Linked DNA regions of Homo sapiens: all the other regions are linked to region 3. Evidence: chromatin loops called from intact Hi-C (ENCODE). Cell type or tissue: HCT116. All regions are shown on one strand.

Region 1 (5,000 bases), 130 kb before region 3:
AATAAATAAATAAATAAATAAATAAGCCAAGGATGATGATGCACACCTGTAGTCCTAGCTGCTTGGGCGACTGAGGCAGGAGGATGCCTTGAACCCAGGAGTTCATGTAGGTTGCAGTGAGCTGTAGTTGCACCACTGGAGTCCAGCCTGGGCAACAGAGCAAGACCCTGTGTAAAGAACAAAAAAAGTTTATGTAACATTTTAGAAATGGAATTAGGGTTAGGGATGAGGGTGCGGGGAGGGTGCACAAACAGCAAGAGATCCTGATGGTGATGGAAATGCTCCATGTCATGATGGTGGATACACGAATCTACCCAGGCCAGCAAATTATAGGAGACTAAAGACATCTCACACACTCACACACACGATCACAAGTTAAACTGAGGAATCCTGAGTAAGATTGATGGATTGTATCCATGTGAAATCTTACTTATATGTTTTTTAGAGATGGAGTGTCCTTAATGCACCCCAGGCTGGAGTGCAATTTTGTGATCTCAGCTCACTGCAGCCTCTGGGGTTCAAGCGATTCTCCTGCCTCAGCCTCCGGAGTAGCTGGGATTACAGGCGCCCACCACCACGCCCGACTAATTTTTGTATTTTTAGTAGAGATGGGGTTCCACTATGTTGGCCAGGCTGCTGTCGAACTCCTGACCTCGTGATTCACCTGCCTTGGACTCTCAAAGTGCTGTGATTACAGGCGTGAGCCACCACACCCGTTTTTGTTTTGTTTTGTTTTGTTTTGTTTTTGTTTTGAGATGGAGTCTCACTCTGTTGCCCAGGCGAGAGTGCAGTGGTGTGTTCTAGGCTCAGTGCAACCACCGCCTCCCAGGTTCAAACGAGTCTCCTGCCTCAGCCTCCCGAGTAGCTGGGACTACAGGTGCCCGCCACCACGCCCGGCTAATTTTTTGTTGTTGTTGTATTTTTGGTAAAGAGGAGGTTCCCCATGTTGGCCAGCCTGGTCTCGCACTCCTGACCTCAGGTGATCCACCTGCCTTGGCCTCCCAAAATGCTGGGATTACAGGCATGAGCCACAGCACTCGGCCCTTCCCTCCTTTCTTTCTGAGACAGGGTCTTGTTCCGTCACCCAGACTGGAGTGCAGTAGCAGGATCACAGCTCAATGCAACCTAGAAGAATTCCTGTCGTCCTGTGCTCATGAGATCCTCCCTCCTCTTGCAACTGCATATGAATTGACAATTATTTCAATAAAATTTTCAATTAAAAAATTATGAGGGCTGGGTGCGGTGGCTCACTCCTGTAACCCCAGCACTTTGGGAGGCCGAGGCGGGCGAATCACGAGGTCAGGAGTTCGAGACCATCCTGGCTAACACGGTGAAACCCTGTCTCTACTAAAAATACAAAAACTAGCCGGGCGTGGTGGCGGGCGCCTGTAGTCCCAGCTACTCGGGAGGCTGAGGCAGGAGAATGGCGTGAACCTGGGAGGCGGAGCTTGCAGTGAGCCGATATCACGCCACTGCACTCCAGCCTGGGTGACAGAGCGAGACTCCATCTCAAAAAAAAAAAAAAAAAAAAAATTATGGTCCAGGAGCGGTGGCTCACGCCTGTAATCCCAGCACTTTGGGAGGTCAAGACGGGCAGATCACCTGAGGTCAGGAGTTCGAGACCAGCCTGGCCAACATGGTGAAACCCCGTCTCTACTAAAAATACAAAAATTAGCCGGCCATGGTGGCAGGTGCCTGTAATCCCAGCTACTTTGGAGGCTGAGGCAGGAGAATCGCTTGAACCCGTGAGGCAGAGGTTGCACTGAGCTGAGATCGCACCACTGCACTCTAGCCTAGGTGACAGAGCAAGCCTCTGTCTCAAAAAATAAAAAGAGAAAAAAAGAAAAAAGCCAAGAAAGTGGAGTCTTTTCTGCCCTTGAAAGGGTAGTGGTAAAACTCTCTGGGTGGTGTGGGGTGTCCAGGTATCTCTCTGTCGCCCCTAACACTGGGCGAGACTGGATCTGTTTTGCATAAAGGAAGAACACATTTCTGTGTCCCCTGCCAGTCATCCATGCAATCATCAATTTCGTTGTTGTTGTTGTTGTTTGAGATGGACCTTCCCTCTTGTCGCCCAGGCTGGAGTGTAGTAGCATGATCTCGGCCCACTGCAACCTTCACCTCCCGGGTTCAAGCGAGTCTCCTACCTCAGCCTCCCGAATAGCTGGGATTACAGGTGTGCGCCACCACACCCGGCTAATTTTTGTATTTTTAGTAGAGACGGGGTTTCACCATGTTGGCCAGGCTGGTCTCGAACTCCCGACCTCAGGTGATCCGCCCGCCTCGGCCTCCCAAAGTGCTGGGATTACAGGTGTGAGCCACTGCGCCCGGCCAATCAGCAAATATTTAATGAGCCCCCACTGCGTACTAGCGCTGAACTACTGGGCGAGGGTCGGCCAGCGGCAGGAAAACGGGGAAACAGGTGCGCCCGTTTGTGCGCGGGGGAAGCTCGCAGCCACGAGCGAAGGGACCTGTGTCTCCACTTTGGACAAATCTCCCGGGAATTTCCCGGGGGTTCAGAGCTCCGATGTCGGGGCGGGGAGGGGCAGGGTGTCATGTGCGGCGCTGGCCACACGGTGGCGACAGAGAACGTGCCGTTCTGGTCCAGCCTGGCGGCTGTGGGGTCGAAATGGGGAAGGAGTTGGGGTCGCGATGGAGTCGGGGAGGCAGTGGGGTAGGAGCGAGGGCCCCCTTTTTTTTGGAGACAGAGTTTCTCGTTGCTCAGGCTGGAGTGCAATGGCGTGATCTCAGCTCACCTCAACCTCCTGGGTTCAAGCGACTCTCCTGCCTCAGCCTCCAGAGTAGCTAGGATTACAGACATGCACCACCACATCCGGCTAATTTTTGTATTTTTAGTAGAGACGGCTTCGCCATGTTAGGCAGGTCTCGAACTTAGGACTTCATGTGATCCATCTACCTCGGCCTCCCAAAGCGCTGGGATGACAGGCGTGAGCCACCACGCCCAGCCGAGACAGCCTACCCACTGTGGGCTTTGGCAATAAGGCGCTCAATCAATTATAATAAACACCTATGGAATTAATTCCCGTCTGTGTTCCCCAAACCGTCCTCCCCAACCCCCACCGCCGCCCAGTAATTCAGGGACCACAAGAATGGAGGTCTCTGGCTTATAACTCTCACTGAGAAGCCTGATGCAGGAGCTCACACCTGTAATCCCGGCACTTCAGTAGGCCAAGGCAGGAGGATACTACTGAGCCTCGGTAATGTATTGTTTTTTATTTTTTTTATTTTATCATATATATATTTATTATACTCTAAGTTCTAGGGTACATGTGCATTCTCAGCAAACTATTTTTTCTTTTATTTTTATTTATTTATCTTTTTATTTTTGAGACGGAGTCTCTCTCTGCCGCCCAGGCTGGAGTGCAGTGGCGCGATCTCGGCTCACTGCAAGCTCCGCCTCCCGGGTTCACGCCATTCTCCTGCCTCAGCCTCCCGAGTAGCTGGGACTACAGGCGCCCGCCACCACGCCCAGCTAATTTTTTGTTTTAGTAGAGATGGGGTTTCACCGTCTCGAACTCCTGGCCTCATTGATCCTCCCACCTCGGCCTCTGAAAGTGCTGGGATTCTAGGCGGGAGCCACCGCGCCCCGCCAAGGCTGGGTAATTTATAAACAAAGGAGGTTCCTGGACTCACAGTTCTGCATGGCTGGGGAGGCCTCAGCAAACTTACAATCACGGTGCAGGGGGAAACAAGCGTGTCTTACCTGACTCAGGCGAAAAGAGAGGAAGGAAGAGCAGGGAAAACTGCCTTATAAAACCATCAGATCTCGTGAGATCTCACTCACTATCAGAGAGCAGCACGAGGGAACCGCCCCCATGATCCAATCACCTCCCACCTGCTCCCTCTCTCCACACGTGGGGACCATGGAGATTACAACCGAGATGAGATTTGGGTGGGGACCCAGAGCCAAACCTCCTCAGGACCTCTGTCCCCCCTCCTCTCCTCCCACTGCCTCTGGGCACGCTGGCACCCCTGCCTCCTCTTCCCTGGTTGGTCTTTGGTGAGATGTGTGTCCATTGGTCCCAGAACCTGGCGTTGCCCAGGCTGGAGTGCAGTGGGGCGATCTCGGCTCACTGCAAGCTCCGCCTCCCCGGTTCATGCCAGTCTCCTGACTCAGCCTCCCGAGTAGCTGGGACTACAGGCGCCCGCCACCACGCCCGGCTAATTTTTTGAATTTTTTAGTAGAGACGGGGTTTCGCCGTGTTAGCCAGGATGGTCTCGATCGCCTGACCTCGTGATCTGCCCGCCTTGGCCTCCCAAAGTGCTGGGATTACAGGCGTGAGCCACCACACCCGGCCCAAGACCCTGACTCTTAAAAAATAAGGCCAGGCCAGGTGGCTCACACCTATAATCACAGCATTTTGGGAGGCCAAGGCAAGTGGATCGTTTGAGCTCAGGAGTTGGAGACCAGTCTGGGAAACATGGTGAGACCTCGTCTCTATTAAAAACACAAAAAATTAGCCAGGCACAGTGGCACATGCCTGTAATTCCAGCTACTCAGGAGGCTGAAGCAGGAGAATCGCTGGAACCCAAGAGGTGGAGGTTGCAGTGAGCTGAGACTGTGCCACTGCACTCCAGCCTGGGTGACAGAGCAAGACTCTGTCTCAAGAAAAAAAAAAAAAAAAAAAAAAAAAAGGCCAGTCTCAGTGGCTCACGCCTGTGATCCCAGCACTTTGGGAGGCTGAGGTGGGTGGATCACCTGAGGTCAGGAGTTCGAAACTAGCCTGGCCAACATGGTAAAACCCCGTCTCTACTAAAAATACAAAAACTAGCCGGGCGTGGTGGCAGGTGCCTGTAATCCCAGCTACTCAGGAGGCTGAGGCAGGAGAATCGCTTTAGCCCCGGGAGGTGGAGGTTGCAGTGAGCCGTGATCAAGCCAGTGCACTCCAACCTGGGTGACAGAGCAATAACCTGTCTCAAATAAATAAATAAATAAATAAATAAATAAAATTCAAGCTTAGTAGAATAAAAAATTCAGCTTC
Region 2 (5,000 bases), 120 kb after region 3:
TCGAACTCCTGACCTCAAATGATCTGCCCGCCTCCCAAAGCACTGGGATTACAGGCGTGAGCCATCGCGCCAGCCTGTTTATTAAGAGACAGGGGTCTCGCCCTGTCGCCCAGGCTGGAGTGCAGTGGTGCGATCACAGCTTGCTGTAGCCTCCACCTCCTGCACTCAAGCGATCCTCCTGCCTCAGGCTCCCAAAGTGCTGGGACCACAGGCACGCGCCACCATGTCTGATTTCCCTTTTGTTGTTGATGGGGCACGGGTCCAAGAGCTTGGGCTTGACACAGCAGAGGAGCTTCACGGACATTGGCAGCCTCCGACAGGCCTTGACCCTTCTTCCGGCCTCAATTTACCCATCCATTCCCTGGGGTGGCTGAGCTAAGCTGACCTGCTGAGCTCCTGGGCTCTAGGTCATTATTGTGACCGCACTTCCAGTTCAGAGTGCCCCCACATCCTGGCAGAGCAGGGGACACAGGACATCTTCCCACACACACCCCGCTGCCCTGTGCTCCATGCTGCTGGGGCCCCAGCAGAACCTGTGAGGAGCCCCCAGGCTGGACGCAGAATCCTCTGGCCCTGTAGGGTCAGGGCTGGACCAGGGGGAGGCAGCCTGGGGTGATGACAGCCCCATGTTGGCAGGGGGTGGGGCAGGAAAGGCCCCATGTGTGGGGAGCTTGTGGCTGAGTCATGAGGACACCGAAAGCTTCTGAATGACAAAGGTGCAGGGAAGACCCTCCCAGCACAGGAAACAGCATGTGCAAAGGTGCCAAGGCAGCACCTGAGAGTGGGGAAGTCACAAGCCAGAAACTGGGTCCTAGGGAGTCCCTTGGTGAGGCCAAAGAGAGACCAGGCTGGAGAGGTCAGCAGGGGACAGAAAAAGCCTCAAATCCTGGGCCGAGGAGTTCGGGCTTCCCCCACAGAGTGGGAAGCTTTGGAGCAGACGGAGCTGAGTGTGTCCTGGCAGCTGGGCCAGCTCAACCGCACGGTCGTCTTGTGCAAATGAGAAAAATACACCCTTGGCCGGGCGCGGTGGCCTACGCCTGTAATCCCAGCACTTTGAGAGGGCGAGGCGGGTGGATCACCTGAGGTCACGAGTTGGAGACCAGCCTGGCAACATGGTGAAACCCCATCTCTACTAAAAATACAAAATTGGCCGGGCGTGGTGGCGGGCGCCTGTAGTCTCAGCTACTCAGGAGGCTGAGGCAGGAGGATAGCTTAAGCCTGGGAGGCAGAGGTTGCAGTGACTCAAGATTGCACCATTGCACTCCAGCCTGGGCAACAGTGCAAGACTCCCTCTCAAAAAAGAAAAGGCAGGCTGGGCGCGATGGCTCATGTCTGTAATCCCAGCACTTTGGGAGGCCAAGGGGGCAGATCACCTGAGGTCAGGAGTTCAAGACCAGCCTGGCCCACATGGCGAAAACCCATCTCTACTAAAAATATTAAAATTAGCTGGGTGCACTGGCGTGTGCCTGTAATTCCAGCTCCTCGGGAGGCTGAGGCAGGAGAATCACTTGAACCCGGGAGGCGGAGGTTGCAGCGAGCCAAGACTGTGCCACTGCACTCCAGCCTGGGCGACAGAGCAAGACTCTGTCTCAAAGAAAAGAAAAGAAAGACAAGACAAGAAAAAGAAAAAGACGCTCTCTCTCTGGGGGCTACACTTGGGAGTTCAGCTGCCTCCCAGCCGGTGTGTGTGTGTTTTGTGTGTTGCCGGGGGAGGGTGTTTTGTACAGTGCACAACATACCTCACTGTACATAGCCATCCCAGGTACCTGCAGCCTTCCATTTCTCCGTACAGTCTCCTCCCCTGCCTCCTCCTCCTCCTGTCCCTACACACACACACACACACACACACACACACACACACACACACACACACACACACACACACACATAAGCCAGCCTTCCTGAAGGGACTCACAGCCAAGGCCTCCTCTGTGGCAAATTCCATTGCCCCCCTCCTGTGCAAGCGTTCGAAGATGACCGTGTCGGCGCCCTTGGTGTACAGGCAGATGGCGCCCTCTGGCTTTCGAACTGTGGGGGAACAGGCCCTGCTGCCCACAGAGGCTCCCCGTCTGCCCGCCCCACCTTGGGGGGCCCAGGGCTTGGGTGGCGGGGCTCACCCAGCACCGACATCCGTTTGCGCGTGCTGTTGAAGTCCATTATGGCCAGGACCTGGTAGACCCGTTCCTCCCCCAGCTCCATGATCGTGACGGTGTCCTGGGTGCGGGACAGGAACACGTAGCCGAAGTTCCGGGCTGCGGTGACCAGCGCCCCCTCGTCGGGGGAGGCCGCCTGGTACAACAGCTGGTCTGGTAGGGAGGGGGGCCATTTTGGGGTCACGTGGTGGAGCCCGTCTCCATCTCCACAGTGCAGGGAGGAGATGGGTATCGCCTGGGCTACACCTTTATTGATGGTGGCCGGGGACCCCCGCCTGTACAACCCAATGCATGGAGGTGAGCACTTGAGACTAGACGACCTTCCCGCTCAACAACAGATCCTCGGGCTCCGACCGCAGGCCTGGACATCCTTTAGCCCTGACGATGACACGTCCGCCCTCCCGCCACGATGCTTGTCAGCACTGTCTGGGCTCCAGGCCCGGACGCCCTCGAGGTGCGGCTGGTGTCACACCGGCCTCAGCGCCCCCCAAGCCAGCTGAAAGCCCTGGAAGATGGGCCGGGTGAGCTGCGGGGCTGGGGACACTGCCGTGCCCCGGGGGCTGAGCGGCCTCAGAGATGGGGAGGTGGGTGGGCGCACCTGGGCGCTCACGGGGGCTCTCCCGCACCATCACCGTGTGGCAGATGGCCAGCAGGCGCCAGAACTCCCGCACGGCCTCGTCCCCGTTGGTCCGCACGAGGTGCAGCAGGGCCGCATTGTGGAAGAGCAGCTTCCCGTCGGCGAACTTGTTCCAGAGGTAGGGGTTCTCCTGGGGGTGGCGGGGGCACGGGCCGGCTGTGGGTGGGCCGCTCCCCGTGCCCCGTCCCCCTCACCGTCCCGCGCTGCAAGCCAGGCAGGCTCACCTTAGGTCGGGTCGTGGCCTCTGAATCCGGCCCTGGGGAAAGACACAGCTTCCTGCTTCAGCTCCCACAGGCCCCCCATTCGGGATCCCATAGCCCCTGACCCCTAGTTTCAGGCTTCCGGGGGCCACTGGTGCAGCCACACAAGCCAGGCCTGTGGCCCTGGAACCGACACCCCGAGCAATCTTGGGGCGAAAGCTGACCTCAGTTTCCACCACCTGCAGAAAGCGGGGAAGAGGGGAGCACACCCATCCTGTCTCCCAGGGACCCCAAAAGGACAGCCTGGAGCCGGATGCGGCCCCGTCCCGTCTCCCAGGGACCCCAAAAGGACAGCCTGGAGCGGGATGCGGGCTAGGGACCCCAAAAGGACAGCCTGGAGCGGGATGTGGCCCCTTCCTGTCTCCCAGGGACCCCAAAAGGACAGCCTGGAGCGGGATGCAGCCCCATCCGTGGGACACACTTTGTTTCCTCCTCCTGGGGTTTTTGTTCTTTTTTATTTTTATTTATTTATTTATTTATTTATTTATTTATTTATTTATTTATTTTTGAGACAGAGTCCTGCTCTGTCGCCCAGACTGGAGTGCAGTGGCACAAGCTCAGCTCACTGCAACCTCAGCCTCCTGGGTTCAAGTGACTCTCCTGTCTCAGCCTCCCGAGTAGCTGGGATTACAAGCTCATGTCACCACGCCTGGCTCATTTTTGTATTTTTAGTAGAGATGGGGTTTCACCATGTTGGCCAGGCTGGTCTCAAACTCCTGACCTCCAGTGATCCGCCCGCCTCAGCCTCCCAAAGTGCTGGGATTACAGGCGTAGCCACCGCACCCAGCCACTTTTTATGCTTTATTGTTCTTAGAAATGGGGTCCTACTCTGTGGCCCAGGCTGCAGTGCAGTGGTGCGATCATAGCTCACTGCAGCCTCAACCTCCCGGGCTCAAGACATCTTCCCTCTTCAGCCTTCCAAGTTGCTGGGGCAACAGGTGCATGCCACCCCTTTGTGGTGTCTTTTGTGTGTGTGTGTGATGGAGTCTCTCTCTATCACCCAGGCTGCTGGAGTGCAGTGGCGTGACCTTGGCTCACTGCAACCTCCACCTCCGGGTTCAAGCAGTTCTCCTGCCTCAGCCTCCTGAGTAGCTGGGACTACAGGTGCCTGCCACCATGCCTGGCTAATTTTTGTATTTTTAGTAGAGACGGGGTTTTGTCATGTTGGCCAGGCTGCTCTCGAACTCCTGACCTCAGGTGATCCACCCGCCTCAACCTCGGGCCCATTTTTCTATAGCTGAACTTGAACCATTTCTTGGGGACTTCTCACTACACTAAATTATGACCCAGTCCAAACCACGTGCCCTGGTTATAAATTAGACCCGGGGCTGTCAAACTACACCCCACCACATCATCAATTTTTGTACGGCCTGCGAGCTAAGAATTGTTTTTGGATTTTTAATGGTCAGGAAAAAAAATGACTAGAATAATACTAATACTGTTTTGTGGCCGGGCGCGGTGGCTCACGCCTGTAATCCCAGCACTTTGGGAGGCTGAGGCAGGCAGATCACGAGGTCAGGAGATCGAGACCATCCTGGCTAACACGGTGAAACCCTGTCTCTATTAAAAATACAAAAAATTAGCCGGGCGTGGTGGCGGGCGCCTGTAGTCCCAGCTACTTGGGAGGCTGAGGCAGGAGAATGGCGTGAACCCGGGAAGTGGAGCTTGCAGTGAGCCGAGATCGCGCCACTGCACTCCAGCCTGGGCGACAGAGCGAGACTCTGTCTCAAAAAAAAAACAAAAAACAAACAAACAAACAAAACTATTTTATTTTGTGATCTGAGAAATACTCAGCAATTCGAATTTCAGCATCCACAAATAAAGGCTTGTGAAAGTCAAAAGAAGAGCAGTGGCCGGGTGTGGTGGCTCACATCTGTAATTCCAGTGCTTTGAAAAGCGGAGGCAGGCGGATCGCTTAAGCCCAGGAGTTCAAGACCAGCCTGGGCAACA
Region 3 (5,000 bases):
TGGGGCTCACAGGAATCACAGAGTCTCTGCCACTCTATCTTTCTTTCCTTCCCTTCCCTCCCTCCCCTCCCTCCTCTCTCTCTCTCTCTCTCTCTCTCTCTCTCTCTCTCTCTCGCTCTCTCTCTCTCGCTCTCTCTTTCCTTTCTTTCCTTCCCTTCCTTCCCTCCCTTCCCTCCCTCCCCTCTCTCTCTTTCCTTTCTTTCCTTTCCTTCCCTTCCTTCCCTCCCTCCCCTCCCTCCCCTCTCTCTCCTCTCTCTCCTCTCTCTCTCTCTCTCTTTCTTTCCTTTCTTTCCTTTCCTTCCTTTCCTTCCCTCCCTCCCCTCTCTCCTCTCTCTCTCTCTCGCTCTCTCTCTCTTTCCTTTCCTTCCTTTCCTTCCCTCCCTCCCCTCTCTCTCTCTCTCTTTCCTTTCCTTTCCTTCCTTTCCTCCCCTTCCTTCCCTCCCTCCCCTCTCTCTCTCTCTCTTTCCTTTCCTTCCCTTCCTTCCCTTCCTTCCCTCCCTTCCCTCGCTTCTCTCTCTCTCTCTCCTTCCCTTCCTTCCCTTCCCTCCCTCCCCCTTCTCTCTCTCTCTTTCTTTTCTTCCCTTCCTTCCCTCCCTCCCCTCTCTCTCTCTTTCCTTTCCTTCCTTTCCTTCCCTTCCTTCCCTCCCTTCCCCCCCCTTTCCTTTCCTTCCTTTCCTTCTCTTCCTTCCCTTCCTTCCCTCCCTTCCCTCCCTCCCCTCTCTCTCTCTCTTTCGTTCCTTTCCTTCCCTTCCTTCCCTCCCTTCCCTCCCTCGTCTCTCTCTCTCTCTCTCTCTCTTTCTTTCTTTCTTTCGCTCTTGTTGCCCAAGCTGGAGTGCAGTGGCACAATCTTGGCTCACTGCAACCTCCGCCTCCCGGGTTCAAGTGATTCTCCTGCCTCAGCCTCCCGAGTAGCTGGGATTACAGGTGTGCGCCACTATGCCCAGCTAATTTTTGTTTGTTTGTTTTTTGAGACGGAGTTTTGCTCAGTCGCCCAGGTTGGAGTGCAGTGGCGCGATCTCAGCTCACTGCAAGCTCTGCCTCCCGGGTTCACGCCATTCTCCTGCCTCAGCCTTGCGAGTAGCTGGGACTACAGGCGCCCACCACTATGCCTGGCTAATTTTTTGAATTTTTTTTTAGTAGAGACGGAGTTTCACCTTGTTAGCCAGGATGGTCTCGAACTCCTGACCTCAGGCGATCCGCCTGCCTCGGCCTCCCAAAGTGCTGGGATTATAGGTGTGAGCCACCGCGCCCGGCCCATGCCCGGCTAACTTTTTGTATTTTTAGTAGTTTCACCATGTTGGCAAGGCTGGTCTCGAACTCCCGACCTCAGGAGATCCGCCCACCTCGGCCTCCCAAAATGCTGGGATTACAGGCATGAGCCACCGCGCCCGGCCCACTCTTTTTCTTCTCTTTTGAGGCAGGATCTTGCTCTGTTACCCAAGCTGGAGTGCGGTGGTGCAATCATAGCTCACTGCAGCCTCCACCTCCTGGCTCAAGTGATCCTCCCACCTCCCACGTGGCTCGGACCACAGGCGTGTACCACCACACTAGCCTAATTATTTAAAATTTTGAGTTTGGGTGCCGTGGCTCACGCCTGTAATCCCAGCACTTCGGGAGGCAGAGGCTGGTGGGTCACTTGAGATCAGGAGTTGGAGACCAGCCTGACCAACATAGGGGAACCCCTTCTCTACTAAAAATACAAAAATTAGCTGGGCATGGTGGCACGTGCGTGTAATCCCAGCTACTCGGGAGGCTGAGGCAGGGAGAATCGCTTGAACCCAGGAAGCAGAGGTTGCAGTGAGCCAAGATCGCTACTGCACTCCAGTCTGGGCGACAGAGTGAAACTCCGTCTCAAAAATAAATAAATAAATACATTTTTGTAGGACAGGGGTCTTGCTATGTTTCTCAGGCTGGTCTCGAACTCCTGGGCTTAAATGAGCCTTCTGCCTCAGCCACCTAAAGTGCTGGGATTACAAGTGTGAGCCATCACGCCCTGTCTTTGCCACTCTTGCATTTGGGCATCAACGCTGGCATTGGCCAGGGGAACTGGGATTCTGGAATTTTCTCCAATTGGCTCCATCCTGAGAATCCCATATTTGGAAAGCTGTGAATTCAAGTTCCGAGTATCTTAAAACCTTTGGATTTTACCCATCGAGGCTGAGGATAGTAAGAATATTTACCGGCCAAGAATATCACTTTAAAAAAAAATCAAAACAAACCTTTGTATTCTCTGTCCTAGGTAGACCCTAAATCCTGCCCTTGTCCTCACCTCCTGCGCTCAGATCGGAAACCTGGGACCTTTGCCTCCAAACCCCACCCCACAATCCCGCCCAGGCTCAGGACTCAGTTCCCTTCGCCCCCACCGCGCCCTCCCCCGGCCCTCTGCACCTGCCGCGTCCCGTACCCGGCCTGCTCTTCTTCACCATTGGTGCCTTTTCCTTCAACCCCACCTCCCCAGGGAAGCCCTCCTGGTGACTTCACCACGCCTGTGTGTTCAGTTATTCTCCCTCTCCCTGGGAGGTGGGGAAACCGAGGCATAGAGCGGCGAGGCTGGTGCTCACGGCCCCCCGGGGTCCTCCCCAGACCCCTCCCCTCCCTGTGGTCCGGGGGTGCATGGGGTGGGGCGCGGGGGCCTCGCTGGTCCTGGGGTTCAGTCGGGCGCGCGTGCTGCCACCTGGTGGCCAATGGGGCAAGGCCGCGGGTCCTCCCCGGGCGTCGGGGCCCCCACCCCACGGAGCCCACCCTGCGCTGGGGGAGGTGGGCTCAGGAAAGCCGCGGCCCCCGCTCGGGACGCCAGGGGTGGGGGACACGGAGCTTCGCCAGACTCCCCCAAACTCGGGCGCGTCATGGGAAGAATGGAGGGAGCTGGATGATGGGGGTCCTGCGGGCTGCCTTCCCTGGGTCTTCTGGTGTTGTCCCCGTCCCGTCCCCTTCTTACCCCTGCGTGACGCCCAGACCGAGGGAGGTGGGACTGGGACCCCCTTCCAGGGACAGAGCTGCAGCGGGTCTGGCGTCCACCAGGGCGCGCCCGCAGCCCAGAAACCCGCGGGCGCTCCCCACGTGCGCGCTCACACGTGCATCCGCGGCTACCCCAGTGCCTCGCGGCTCGGGCTTTTTTTAATTTTTATTTTATTTTTATTTTTTTGAGACGGAGTCTCGCTCTGTCACTCAGGCTGGGGTGCAGTGGCGCGATCTCGGCTCACGGCAACCTCCACCTCCCTGGTTCAAACGATTCTCCTGCCTCAGCCTCCAGAGTAGCTGGGACTACAGGCACGTGCCACCACGCCCAGCTAATTTTTGTATTTTTAGTAGAGCTAGGGTTTCACCATGTTGGTCAGGCTGGTCCCCAACTCCTGACCTTGTCATCCGCCCACCTCGGCCTCCCAAGGTGCTGGGATGACAGGCATGAGCCACCGCGCCTGGCCGGCTCAGGCATTTTGACCCGAGGCACACGTGGTCCTGTGTGGTTGGTGTGTTTCTGAATGAACAGTGTTCACGTAGATTCAGGTGTGCCACACGTGATGTATACGGGGCATGCTTATGCGTGTTCTCGCATGCTCGTGTGCATTCTAGCATGTGTGCTCACTCCTATACACAGGTTTGCATGCGTGTGCTGGCATGTCCGTGTGGGTGCACACAGAGGCTGTGACATGTTCGCTCGTTGCCACGAGCTCAGGTGTGTTTGTACATGGTCAGTCCCGTTTATACATGTGCACGCATGGGCACGTATGTGCCAGGAAGGTTCACACATACACCTTCTCATGTGCGGCCTGCTGTATCTGCACATGTGTGTCCTGGTAAACGCGTGTGTTTGCGTGTTCTGGTGTGCTTGCGCATGTTTGTGTGTGTGCATGTGGGCGCACTCACAGCCACAGCCCATGCTGGCGTCCCTGAGTGCAATGGCCCCTTATGGACTGGGTCCTACAGGACACCCCTGAGTCAGGCCCCACATACCCCAGGGCCCTCCCACAGCTCCACTGCCCCAAACCCCCTGGCCCTGTGAGCCGATCCCTGCAGCCAAAGGGTCCAGGTCGCCCCCAGTCAGCCTCTCCCTGGTCTGCCCCAACCCCCAGCTCTCCACTCGATCTCCCCCACTTCAGTGGCTGCAGCCTCCTGCACCCGCACCCTCTTCCTGCTGTGGTGGCTTCTGGGTCCGGTCCCCAGTCAGCCCCAGCTGCTGCCTGTGCCCCCAAGAGATGCAGAGCTCTTAGGAGGCAGGGCCGTGTCTGGGGTCCACGGCTGCACCCTGATCTCTGGTATCCAGCCGGCACGCGGTAACCAGGTCAGAAGCCTAACCGTCCTTCAGCCGGGCCCAGCAGCTCCCGTCGCTATGGGAAATCCATGCTCAGCTCCCACAAACCCAGCAGTCACCAGCTGGCCTCAGCCAGAGGTTCCCCTGTCACAGAGCCTGCCAAGCAGAGACCCTCCTGACACTCACTCACCCCTTCCTCTCCAGTGGTGGGGCTGGATGAGCGGGCCGCCTCCCTCCTCTTTACCGTTCCCTCTCCACCTGGCAAACTCCTATTCATCCTGTGGGGCCCTGGAACATGGGCCCCACTTCTAGGATACCTACCCCAGTCCTGGGGGTGAATGGACCAGAAGCTACCTTGGAGAGCAGACCAGGTGCCAGCTCCCAGGCTCCCAGCCCTCCTGGGTGAACTTGGGTGGTGGCAGCTGCGTCTCATTTCCAAGCCAAGCCTGTAGACAGGAGCCCAATGGCGGTTAGTCAATGGCAGACCGCCAGGGAGGGGTGAATGCTGGTTCCCAGGCTGTGTCAACATAGCCAACCAGCTGCCCAGGAGGCTCTGATGTGAGGACCGTACCCACTGCTGGTGCCTCCCTCCCTCCCTCCCTCCCTCTCTGTCTCTCCCTCCCCTCTGTCCCTCCCTCCTTTCCTTCATCCCTCCCTCCCTCTGTCCCTCTGTCACTCCCTGGCCCTGGCCACCCACACAGCCCCCAAGGGCCATCTCCTTGGCAACAGTGGCCACAAGGTCGTCTGC
Region 4 (5,000 bases), 96 kb after region 3:
TCCCGTCCTGGTGCCACCCTGGCTTGTGTCTCTCCTGCCGTGCCGCCCCCAGCACTGCTGGCGTCCACTGGGATTCAGGGACCTTCCCTCCAGCTGTCCCGAAGCCTGGGCCTGGTCTTCTGGTCCATCCTCCCTCCCAGCCAGCAGTGTATCCACTCGAAGGCCTCAGAGAGCCCAGTGGAGCCCGCGCCTCCCCTCCAGTACCCACCCAAAGGCGTCCTCTCTCCCCCTTTCCTGGACTCAGAGCGGAGCTGGCCTCCTCATTGGGGAACAGAGTCCCAGGCAGCCGCCGCTTCACGCTGTCCTGTGACTGTGAGTGGAGGCCAGCTCCTGGAGCTGCCTCTCTCTGGCCTCACGCAGCAGCTGCTCCCTGAATGGTGAATGGATGAGTCGGTTGCAGGTCCGTGCTTCGGCGTTCATTCCTTCGTGACTCTCGGGACTGCGGCCCGGTGGGGACACAGGGCTCTGGGTCACTGCGTCCACTTGATAAACCAGGAACCTGATGTCCAGAGAGGCCAGGGTGCGCGTTCAAGGCCACTCGGCCCGCAGAGCCCACCCGCGTCCCCATGGCTGCAGTGGTGAGGGGAGCAGGGGGAGGCAGAGAGGAGCCCACCCTGGGGCTGGGCGGACATGGATGCGTAACCCACACCGCAGGCTTCTGCGGGGTGACACCCAGACTCACCCCAAGACCCTGCACACCCTACAGCTCTCACGTCTCACGTCCACACCGCGAGCCAGCTGCATCCCACACAGGGATGTCACACCAAGATCCGTTGCCTCATCCACCGCCCGTCCAAGGCCCCACAAGCTGATGCCGGTTTTCCCGCCCAGAACTGGAACAGCTTTCCTAACGGTCACAGGTTTCTTAGCTTCTCACTTGGGTGGGGTTTGGATGTGCAAGGCTGCCGACCCCCATCGTGGTTGAGCGCCCGTGCAGGCGCCACCCACCCACCCACAGCACCTCGCTCAGACTTCGCCCTCCACCCCGCCGGGACATTTGGGAAGCCTCAGGCAGCCCCACGCGGGCACACCCGATGGTGGACGGAGGCTGGCACCCTCAGCCCGCACGCGGCCAACGTCAGGCGCGCGCAGAGGCACCCACGGGCCCGCCTTCAGGGGCGAGGCGGATGCTGCATCCTGAAGCCCTCCCTGTTACAAGCCCAGCCCCTCCAAAGGCCTCTGGATGAAGGGGAGGATGAAGGGGGAGAGAAGGAGGAGGAGGGGGAGAGGGAAGGAAGGGAAGTGAGGGAAGGAAGGGGAAGAGGGGAGGGAGGTAAAGAGAGGGAGGGAAGGAAAGGGAGGAAAAGAAAAGAGCAGAGAGGGGAGAGGGAGGGAGGGTGAGTGGAAAAGGAGGGGTGAGGAGGAGGAGAGGGGATGGTCCCCTCTTGGAGGGTGATGGGGGTTGACAGGTGGGCCCCAGCTTGGGTTGCAGCAATGACTGAATTCAGGGCCCCTACTCAGCTACTGGCTTCCTGCTGAGGGCACTCGGGGAGCCCCACTGTCCCACCCGGCGCTCCAGGGCAGTGGCTACTGGTCTTCCGCAGCAGGGTCTTGCAGGCTGGGCTGAGACCCCCCCCCCATGCTCCACCACCCTCGTGTAGGACAACCCAGGAACATGTTAGTCACTGCACACTCACTCAGCCACTGCTATACCTCCGCTCTGTGCTGGGCCACAGAAAGATCTCAGGCCCCACGAGGCTAAAAGGAGGAACAGTGGCCCCTGGGAGTCCCAGAGGAGGGGCCCCGGGCTCCGCTGCGGGGGGAGGGAGGGACTTCCTGGGGAGAGGCCATTGCTCCTGGGCGTTGAGGAATGTGTAGGAGTTCTCTGGCTGGAGTGACCCAACTTTCTACTCTTGGCCCCAGTTTCTCCATTTCTCCCCTCTCCAGGAAGATCCTGAGAGAAAACCTGAGGCTCAAGGCCTTCCTTGAGGGAGGGGGAAACTTCGTGGTTGGAAGGCAAGTGTCGCCCAGAGCCCAGCTCCTCTCAGGGACCCCCAGATGGGAGCTGGGAGCCTCTTGTTAGCCCTGCCGTATTCATTCAGGACTTTTCTGGCTAGACCCTTCCCCACAGCCCAACCATGATCAAGACCATCTTACAGTTGGGGAAACTGAGGCTAAGATGGTCCAACACCAGGCAGGGCCCAAGAGGGCAGCAGGTCAGACCACCCTCTTGGGCCCCGGGGTGGTTGGCTGTCCCCAGCAACTTTTAGAAAGGCAGGAAGTGGGATAGAGCTGGTGTGTGTGGGCCAAATCCCAAGGGGTCTGCAGGAAACGCCTTCATCCGGAACTTGAGGGTCTCCCCCCAGTCCAGCCCCCTTTCCCCCGCATGAGACACAGCCTACAGCCCCCGCCCTTTCCTGGGTTGGGGCGGGGACGGCTGCCCTCTGCTGGACACAGCGGGAACAGCAGGGATAACTGAGCGAAGGGGCGGCCACATCCCCGGGACCTCCCCGCCCAGAGATTTCCTGATCCCACCTGCCCAGAAAAGAAAACGACCCTTGTTGATGCTGGGGGCGGCGGCGCAGGCCCAGGACGGTGCCCTGGGGCGGGAGGCTGGATGCTACAGTAAAGCCACCATGACTGCGTTTGCCGGGCTCCCTGTGCATGGGCTCAGATGTGGGCATGGGGTCTCCGTCTCTTCTAGTTGATCTCTGATCTCCTCCCAGGGCCCCGGGGACCCCCAGGAACCAGCCCCAGATCCTCCTCATCCTTAGATTCCAAAAAGACTGATAACCGTTGGGGAGATGGGATGGGTGGTGTACCTGGAGTCCTCAGATCAGAGCCTCTCGGGGGTGATTGCTCCTGGAATCAGGGCCTCAGTCCCCAGGGTCCTGGAGGAGGTGCAGGGCTGGCTGCATGGAGTGGGCATCCTGTCAGGACCCAAACCCTCACTCAATGGGGCCCCTGGACAGAGCAGGTGAATTGTTGTAAAAAGAAGGGGTGTGGCAGGGGTGACAGGGAGAGTTGTGGGATTAGACAAGGGGTGTTGGGGTAGCCTCGCAGGGAAGGAGATACCTGAGCAGAGACTAGAAGGAGCTGAGGGGGGCGGGAGGGGACTTGGGGAAGAGCAACCAGGCAGAGAGAACCGTCGTGCAAAGGAGCTGAGTGAGTGAGGCCAGCGGGGGAGGCCAGACAGAGAGGCGGCTGGTGGTGGATGGGGAGAGGGAAGCGGCTGGAAGAGCTCAGGAGCCCAGGAAGGACTGGCCTGCACCGGGACATGCCTGAAGGGGGCGCACTGTCTTTACAAAGGAAGGGACTGAGGCCTCCAAGGGAATGGGACTCGCCTGGGGTCCCAGAGCAAGCTTGACAGCCTGGCCCCGCCCCACTCCTCCGCCAGCTTGGTGGCCAAGGTCTGTGTTGGGGGCCACTCTCTATCCCCCCGACTACAGGTCGGGAGCTGCTGGTGATGGAACCAGGGGCTGAGTATGCAGTGCTGGCCACATACTAGGAGAATCCCAGGATGGGGTTCAGCAGTGTTGATGAGGATAATGAAGGAAATCAGGGGGAGGTGAAGAAAACAGAGGAAGGGGGTGAGTAAAAGAAAGGTCATGGAGGAGGTGTGGGGAGGTGGAAGGTGGAGGTGATGGAGGTGGTGATGGGGGTGGAAGGTGGAGACGATGGAGGAGGTGGCGGAGGTAGAGGTGGAGGTGGTGGAGGTGGAGGTGGTGGAGGTGGAGGTGGTGGAGGTGAAGGTGGAGGAGGTAGAGGTAGAGGTGCTGGAGGTGGAGGTAATGGAGGTGGAAGTGGAGGTGGAGGTGATGGTGGAGGTGGTGGAGGTGGAAGTGGAGGTGGAGGTGACGGTGGAGGTGGTGGAGTTGCTGGAGGTGGAGGTGGTGGAAGTGGAGGTGGAGGTGATGGAGGAGGAGATGCTGGAGGTGGAGGTGATGGAGATGGAGGTGGAGGTCGTGGCGGTGGAGGTGGTGAAGGAAGAGGTGCTGGAGGTGGAGGTGATGGAGGTGGAGGTGGTGAAGGAAGAGGTGATGAAGGAGGAGGTGGAGGTGCTGGAGGTGGTGGAGGAGGAGGAGGTGCTGGAGTTGGAGGTGATATGGAGGGTGTGATGGGATAGCACTGACATTGGTGGTGCAGGAGTGATGGTGGAGGAGAGGACGGAGGTGGAGACCTCATTGGAGGCTGGTGGAGGTCGCGTGGCAGAGGTGGCAATGGTGGGCCCTGGCAGCATGAGGCTGGTGGTTGGTACCAGGGCCAAGTCCAGGGCTTCACCCCCGTCCCCACTCTGAACCCCATCAGTCCTTCTCTCCAAGTCTCAGTTTTCACTTCTGCACAAGGGGTCCATAACCACCATGGCCTCTGGGTTGGCACAGGGGTGGCCTTTAGGATTGGTGTGGGGGTGAACCTGATGTTGGGTGGGGTGCTGGCGGGGGTCAGGTGGCGGTGGTGATGGGTAGGGGATGCACAGAGGGGGCATCCAGGCGGCCCCCCTACTCCAACTCACACCTCTGTCAGCGGCTGTGGGGGATGGGAGCAATGACAAAGCTGCTCGCGGTAAACAGCTCCGACTGGATCGATCTGGGCTGTGAGGAGCTGTAATTAGATTGAACGCCGGGAAGGGGGGCAGCAGAGCCTCTTTTTGCTGCAATCGACAAAACGGGAAGTTTTTTCAGACTCTGCCTGGCCCGGCCCCTCCCCCAGCCTCTGCCTCTGGGGTCCCCATTAGGCACCAGATTGGAGCCTGGGAGGTGGGGTGGGAAAGGGACGATATGCATCCTACCTCCCTCCCCCATCTAGGCCAGTGGACTCTGTTTTCTGGGCTGCCCTATTGGGACTGGCTGGGCAAGCCTGAGGGGTGGCTCACATTCTCTGAGTAAATAAGGAGAAAACCCCCTGCCTTGTAGAATTATTGTAAGGATTGAGGCTGGGTACTGTGATTCATGCCTGTAACCCCAGCACTTTGGGAAGCTGAAGCTAGAGGATTGCTTGAACCCAGGAGTTAGAGACCAGCCTGGACAACATAGTGAGACCACATTTCTACAAACAAACAA
Region 5 (5,000 bases), 75 kb after region 3:
GATGTCCTCAAGGGTGCACTGTGTGTGTTTTATCCCCATTCCACAGATGGGGAAACTGAGGCTCCAGAAGGGTCCCTGATGTGGGAAATGAAGGCGGGGCTGGGATTTGAGTCTGGAACCCACCCTCAACCCCAAAGGGGAGAAGCCCCGGACACCACGCAGGCGCTTTGGGAATGAGGCACCCTTGGCGGATGGACTGGGCGGGCTGGGGTCAGAGGTCACCTGCCCTGCCCAGCAGCCGCATGGAGATCACCCAGTAGCCCTCAGGAGTCGGGGCTCCCACTTGTGAACCGGGTACGCCACCCCTGGAGATGCAGAGCTGGCTGGACACGCACCTACCTCCATCTTCTATTCCCCTCTGAGAGCTGGGGGCGGGTGGTTCTTTGGTTTTTCTCCAGGGAATGAGAGGCGCCCTCTCTGGGGGGTAAGAGCCTTGGATCTGCCTGTTTCCTCATCGGTAAAAGCAAGGGGTCAACAGGATGACCCCATCCCTCCCCAATCCCCTTCTCTTCTTGCCGGCGCTATGACCCCTGGGGAGCCCCTGCCCCCAGGCCTGGCAGCCCCCAGGGACCCTCCTACTGGGGCCTGCCACGGTGGGGGGACAATGTTTCCCATTTTCTGCGGAGCCCCCCAACTCTCACCTCCAGGCAGAGGTGAGGTGATGAGGGGCTGGAGGAGGCTCCCCCTCCAATTCCATCCTTGGGAAATGCCACCCTCTCACCTCCTGGCGCCCAGGGAGTTCAGTAATAACAGAAACGTTTTGTTTGGTTTTGCTTAAAGCGAGCAGGAGGGAGAGCGCGAAGCCAACGGCTCCTGCCCAGCCCAATTGTGGGGATTTACCATGGAGGCGATTACTGAGCGGAACTGCGGGCGGCTCTGCTCGGAGGGTCCCGTGCTTGTTAGGGAGGTGGGAGAAACAGCAATTACAGCTGTTAGCACCGAGGGGAGGGGAGGAGGGGGAAGGAGAAACGGAGGAAGCAGAGGAGAGGGGAGCAGGGAGAAGGAAGAAGGAAGAGTGGATGGGGGAGGGAGAGGAGGCTGGAAGGGAGGAGGGGAGGGCTGGAAGGAGAAGGGGGAGTAGAAGGAAGGAAAGGGAGGAGCCAGGAGGGAGACTAGGAATGGGAGGAGGGGGGAAGAGGGAGAGGAGGAGGGGGAAGGAGGGGGGAAGGGGGAAGGAAAGTAGAGGAGGGGGTAGGAGGAGTGGGAAGAATGGGGAAGGATGGGGAGGAGGGAGAAGGGGGAGTAGAAGGGGGAAGGATGGGGAGGGAGGGGAGAGGAGGAGTGGGAAGAATGGGGAAGGATGGGGAGGAGGGGCAGGAAGGGGGAGGAGGGAGAGGAGGAGGAGGATGGAGGAGGAGTGGGGAGGAAGAGGGAGGGTGAGGAGGAGGGAGAGGAGGAAGGAAATGGAGGAGGAGTGGGGAGGAAGGGGGAGGATGGGGGAGGAGGGAGAGGAGGAGGGAGATGGAGGAGGAGGGGGAGGAAGGGGGAGGATGGGGAGGAGGGAGAGGAGGAGGAGGATGGAGGAGGAGGGGGAGGACGAGGTAGGAGGATCCTCACCCTTCAAGAGCATCAAGTTTTCCTCCCCAGTGGGAGAAGCTGAGGCCCAGAGAGAAGTCTCTGCTCTGACACCCCACAAGAGCTTTCCCAACCAACAGGCCCCTCTGGGACTCCCTCTATGCCCTGCCCAGGGCCCCACAGGGCTCGCTCTGCTTCCTGCTCTCTTGCTGCAGGCCTGGAGCTGGGAGGTGGGCAGGTGATGGCCAGAGCAGGAGGCGGCTGGCCCCTTCCCCTGTCCGCTGCCTCAAATGATTAACCAGTGCGGCTGGAGTGAGGAGTGGACACTGGGAGCCGGTTCCTCAAATACCCTCCACACCTTTGACCGGCGCATGGGCCAGAACGGGGGACCCCTCCAGCTCAGGCTGAAGAGCTCCCCCAACTGCCGGGTCCAGAGGGTCCTGCGCTCCCTGGGATCGCCCGAAGGGCTGGGTCGGAGGGGGACCCTGGCGCAGGGAACGTTCTCTGTAACTGAGATCCGCGTTTCTACTCAGGAGCTCAGCTGAGACTCTCTGCGTGGCCAACCCTCTCCAGAGACCGGCTCCACCGCCAGCCAGATTGGATGCTGAGCGTGTCCACACAGCACGCACTCACTGGGACTCAGCGTGCTGGGACTCAGCTCCCCGCCGCCCAGTCCCTCGGGCCTAGGTCAGCTCGCCAGCTGGTGGCCTGAGGCAGATCTCAGGACCTCCCTGTGCCTCAGTTTCCTCACCTGAAAAATGGGAATAATTGGAGTTGCTTCCTCAGAGTACCCCTGCCCCTAGCTCCCTGCAGGTACAGTGGGGATGGGGCAGGAGATAGAGCGGGGACCTGCAGGACGTACCCCTCCCCCAGGGAATGGGGGACGCCACCCCACCCCTGGCGAGCCCGGAAGGTGGCTGCTGATTGAACAATGGGAGAAACAAGCTTTCTTCTAGCGCAAGGTGACTCACCTGCTGGCCCAGGGACAAAGCTCCCCCAGCCACTCCCCACCGCCCGCCACCCCCCACCGCCCGCCACACACACACACACACACACATACACACACACACACCGCACAGCACGGAGAGGGGGTGAGTCATTCCACCCCACCACATCTGTGATGGCCTCCCTGGGTGCGTACTAACCTGTGGGGTGGGGGGATTATACTAAGGGCCGCCCGGGACCCTCCCTGCTTGGCCTCACAGCCAGGGAGAGAAGGCCCAACCACCCCCAGCCTGGCATTCAAGGCCTGGCTTTGAACACATGCCCCCCCCCCACACACCCCAGCTTCATTCAGTTTTATCTCATTGACTCATTCAACAAACATTCCCTAATGAAGTCCTGTGAGGGCCCCGAAACTGGGCTAACGCCAGACGCCTCCCCAGCCCCACCGCCTCTTCCTCAGATGACAAGGAGTCTTTTCGTCCTTCCATTGGCCTACCTGACTTGGACTCCTACACATCCTACAAAACCCAACCTCAGGGCTCCTCCTCCAGGAAGGGAGGACTGCCGCCTCCCCAGTTCTGATCTCAGGGGGATGGGGATGACTTTTCCCCTCCCTAAGTATGGGAGCCCCAGCGGGAGGGACAGAGGCTGTGGCCGCAGCTCTAGGGTGGTGGGGGCAGGGGAGCAGGAGTGATCTGAGAAGTTTGCTAAATCCAGCGAATGGCCTGGTTCCCCTCCCCCATCCCCGGTCTGCAGATTCTGCCTAAGGAGGTGCGAATCCCTTCCCCTTTCCCCATTCCCCATTCCCCAGTCCAACACCCCCTCCCCACCCAGAGGTCCACGAGGCGAGACAGACCCAAAGAGAGAGGCAAGGACGTGGGCGTTGGTCGGTCTTGCGGGGAGGAGGTGCCGTGCTCTCCCCACTTCCTGACCCAGCAGAAAGCGCCCGGGCGTGTCCAGATAAACCGCGCCTTAATCGAGGCGCCATTCCGGCCCGGAACAGGCCAGGCCCAGGTGAGGCTCAGAGCCAGATGCGCCCAGCCTAACCCACCTGGGGACGCCCCTCGGACCCTCCCGGGGCGGGGTCCTCACTCCCGACCAGGACCTCTGTCTCTGCATCTGCGAAGTGGGCGCCCCCAGGCCTGTGCTCCCCCCACCCACCTGTCGTCTCGTCTCGGCTTTCAGGGTGCAGAGTGGACACTCCCAGGTGTCCAAGCCGGCGAGCTCGGGTCCCGCAGAACCGGCGGCCCTGGAGACGCCCCGAGGGCAGCCCCGCTGCAGCCTTGCTCGGGTCCCCTAGCCCGGCGCCTCCGCAAACCAACCCACCGCGGGCCGCCGAGCCCCGCTCCGGGATCCGCCGGCTGCCTCCATCCCAGAAGAGTGCGCAGAGAATTAAATCTAGATATTTACATGTTTAATGGCTAAAGGAGCCTGTCTTCTGGCAGGGCAGGGAGGGCGCTCAGGTGGTTTAACTCAGCGCCGGGATCCCGCTCAGCTGCGGGGGCCGCGAACCCCGCCGCTGGGCCGACGATTGGGCCCCTCCGGAGCGCGGCGCCCAACGCGGGTTTCGTTGCGTCGGGGAAGTCCGTGGCCTGCAGCGTCCAGTCCCCAGGCTGTCAGCCGAGCCCTGGAGTGGGGCGTTCTCCAGGCCCCCAACCCCTGATCCAGGCCGTTCCCCTCCCGCGCACCCTCCGGCGGGGGCTGCAGCCCGCGCCCCTCGCCGCCAAGCCCCATTTTCCCACAGTGCAAACTGCAGCAAACGAACTGGTTTTCTCCTGAGCGCACGCTGCGGGGAGACGATTCCAACGGCGTCCAGTGAGGAGGGGCCCAGGCCTGCGAGACGGGGCGCGTTCCTGTCCCCAGACCCCTCCGGCTGCGCCTCAACCCCCAGCCCGGCTCTCTGACCTGCATCGGTCGGGCCGGGCACAGAGGAGGCAAAGCAGGCGGAGGCCGCGAGAGGAGAGCAGCCTGACCTCCCGCCTGAGCCCGGACCCTTCCCCTCGGGCACCCTCGGACGCCCCCGCCCCAGCGTGTTACTTTCTAGATGGGGAAACTGAGGCGCGGCCAGGGCGATGCGGCGGAAGTCCCGCGCCCGGCCGTCTCCCGCGCCTGCCAGACAGAGCCCCGAGAAGAGGGCATAGAATTCCCTCCTCTAATTGTGTCCCAGAACTCTGGGACGACGGAGGCCAAGCTGCTGAGGGAGGGGACGAGGACGCGGGGCCCCAGGGACCAACCCCTCCGCTCCCCGGCCAGCCGCGGCCGCCCAGCCTCGGTGCCCCGGCGCAAACAAGCGCGGTGTTTGCCGAGCGCGAGGCGGGCGGCGCGGCCCGAGAGCGATGAGGATTCGATGGAGCCGCTCGCCGCGGCGGGGGCAACGGAGCCCGGGCGGGCGCGGGGATCGATCGGGCACAGCTGTCGCCTAAGAGCCCGCGGGAGCATCCACCCGCGGGCCAGAGCTGCCCGGGCGCCCCGCAACTGCGGGCAGGAAATCCGGGACGTCGGGCCCGCCAGGGGCGAAACCCCAAAGTCGCGACACCCGG

What was found. A loop is a pair of places that touch in the nucleus more often than their neighbours do. Peaks named below come from ENCODE experiments on the same cell type or tissue, not always from the same donor. Only the 100,000 strongest peaks of a DNase experiment are listed, where the experiment ranks them.
Region 1: a loop joins it to region 3, with 13 times the contacts of the local background. A loop is called at or near these places in 94 of 110 quality-filtered maps.
Region 2: it touches region 3 in a loop (12-fold over the local background); 16 of 110 quality-filtered maps call a loop at or near these places.
Region 4: a loop joins it to region 3, with 13 times the contacts of the local background. A loop is called at or near these places in 51 of 110 quality-filtered maps.
Region 5: a loop joins it to region 3, with 2.7 times the contacts of the local background. A loop is called at or near these places in 6 of 110 quality-filtered maps.

What each region holds. Positions count from the first base shown.
Region 1 is chr19:1,543,799-1,548,798 of GRCh38, forward strand. No RefSeq gene overlaps it. Among named protein-coding and RNA genes, the nearest start is that of MEX3D, 22 kb to the right of the region's middle. RefSeq lists a cis regulatory region at 2,349-2,749 and a silencer at 3,709-3,909. In HCT116, a CTCF peak has its summit at 2,573 (motif pointing right); a DNase peak (open chromatin) is centred at 2,503; H3K4me3 peaks cover 697 bases; H3K27ac peaks cover 1,092 bases.
Region 2 is chr19:1,793,960-1,798,959 of GRCh38, forward strand. It overlaps ATP8B3 (ATPase phospholipid transporting 8B3), which reads right to left. Exons shown (of 29, transcript NM_138813.4): 15 at 3,015-3,046; 16 at 2,752-2,920; 17 at 2,118-2,306; 18 at 1,916-2,028. Among named protein-coding and RNA genes, the nearest start is that of ATP8B3, 16 kb to the right of the region's middle. RefSeq lists enhancers at 1,651-2,463, 1,871-2,165, 2,464-3,275 and a silencer at 1,871-2,165. In HCT116, CTCF peaks have their summits at 2,055 and 2,256; DNase peaks (open chromatin) are centred at 1,962 and 2,286; H3K4me3 peaks cover 674 bases; H3K27ac peaks cover 1,300 bases.
Region 3 is chr19:1,669,467-1,674,466 of GRCh38, forward strand. No RefSeq gene overlaps it. Among named protein-coding and RNA genes, the nearest start is that of TCF3, 19 kb to the left of the region's middle. RefSeq lists enhancers at 1-228, 2,908-3,435 and a silencer at 2,384-3,083. In HCT116, CTCF peaks have their summits at 2,725 (motif pointing left) and 2,970; no DNase peak of the experiment used is centred here; H3K4me3 peaks cover 815 bases; H3K27ac peaks cover 1,974 bases.
Region 4 is chr19:1,765,240-1,770,239 of GRCh38, forward strand. The region is part of intron 1 of ONECUT3 (one cut homeobox 3); the gene reads left to right. It overlaps LOC101928543 (a long non-coding RNA gene), which reads right to left. Exons shown (of 5, transcript XR_007067085.1): 5 at 4,528-4,591. Among named protein-coding and RNA genes, the nearest start is that of ONECUT3, 14 kb to the left of the region's middle. RefSeq lists enhancers at 563-1,084, 2,379-3,073. In HCT116, CTCF peaks have their summits at 2,382 (motif pointing left), 2,587, 3,227 (motif pointing right) and 3,429; no DNase peak of the experiment used is centred here; H3K27ac peaks cover 1,269 bases.
Region 5 is chr19:1,744,868-1,749,867 of GRCh38, forward strand. No RefSeq gene overlaps it. Among named protein-coding and RNA genes, the nearest start is that of ONECUT3, 6.1 kb to the right of the region's middle. RefSeq lists enhancers at 2,247-3,446, 3,004-3,523, 3,524-4,042, 3,569-3,618. In HCT116, no CTCF peak of the experiment used is centred here; DNase peaks (open chromatin) are centred at 1,114, 1,604, 2,154 and 3,054; H3K4me3 peaks cover 4,558 bases; H3K27ac peaks cover 4,732 bases.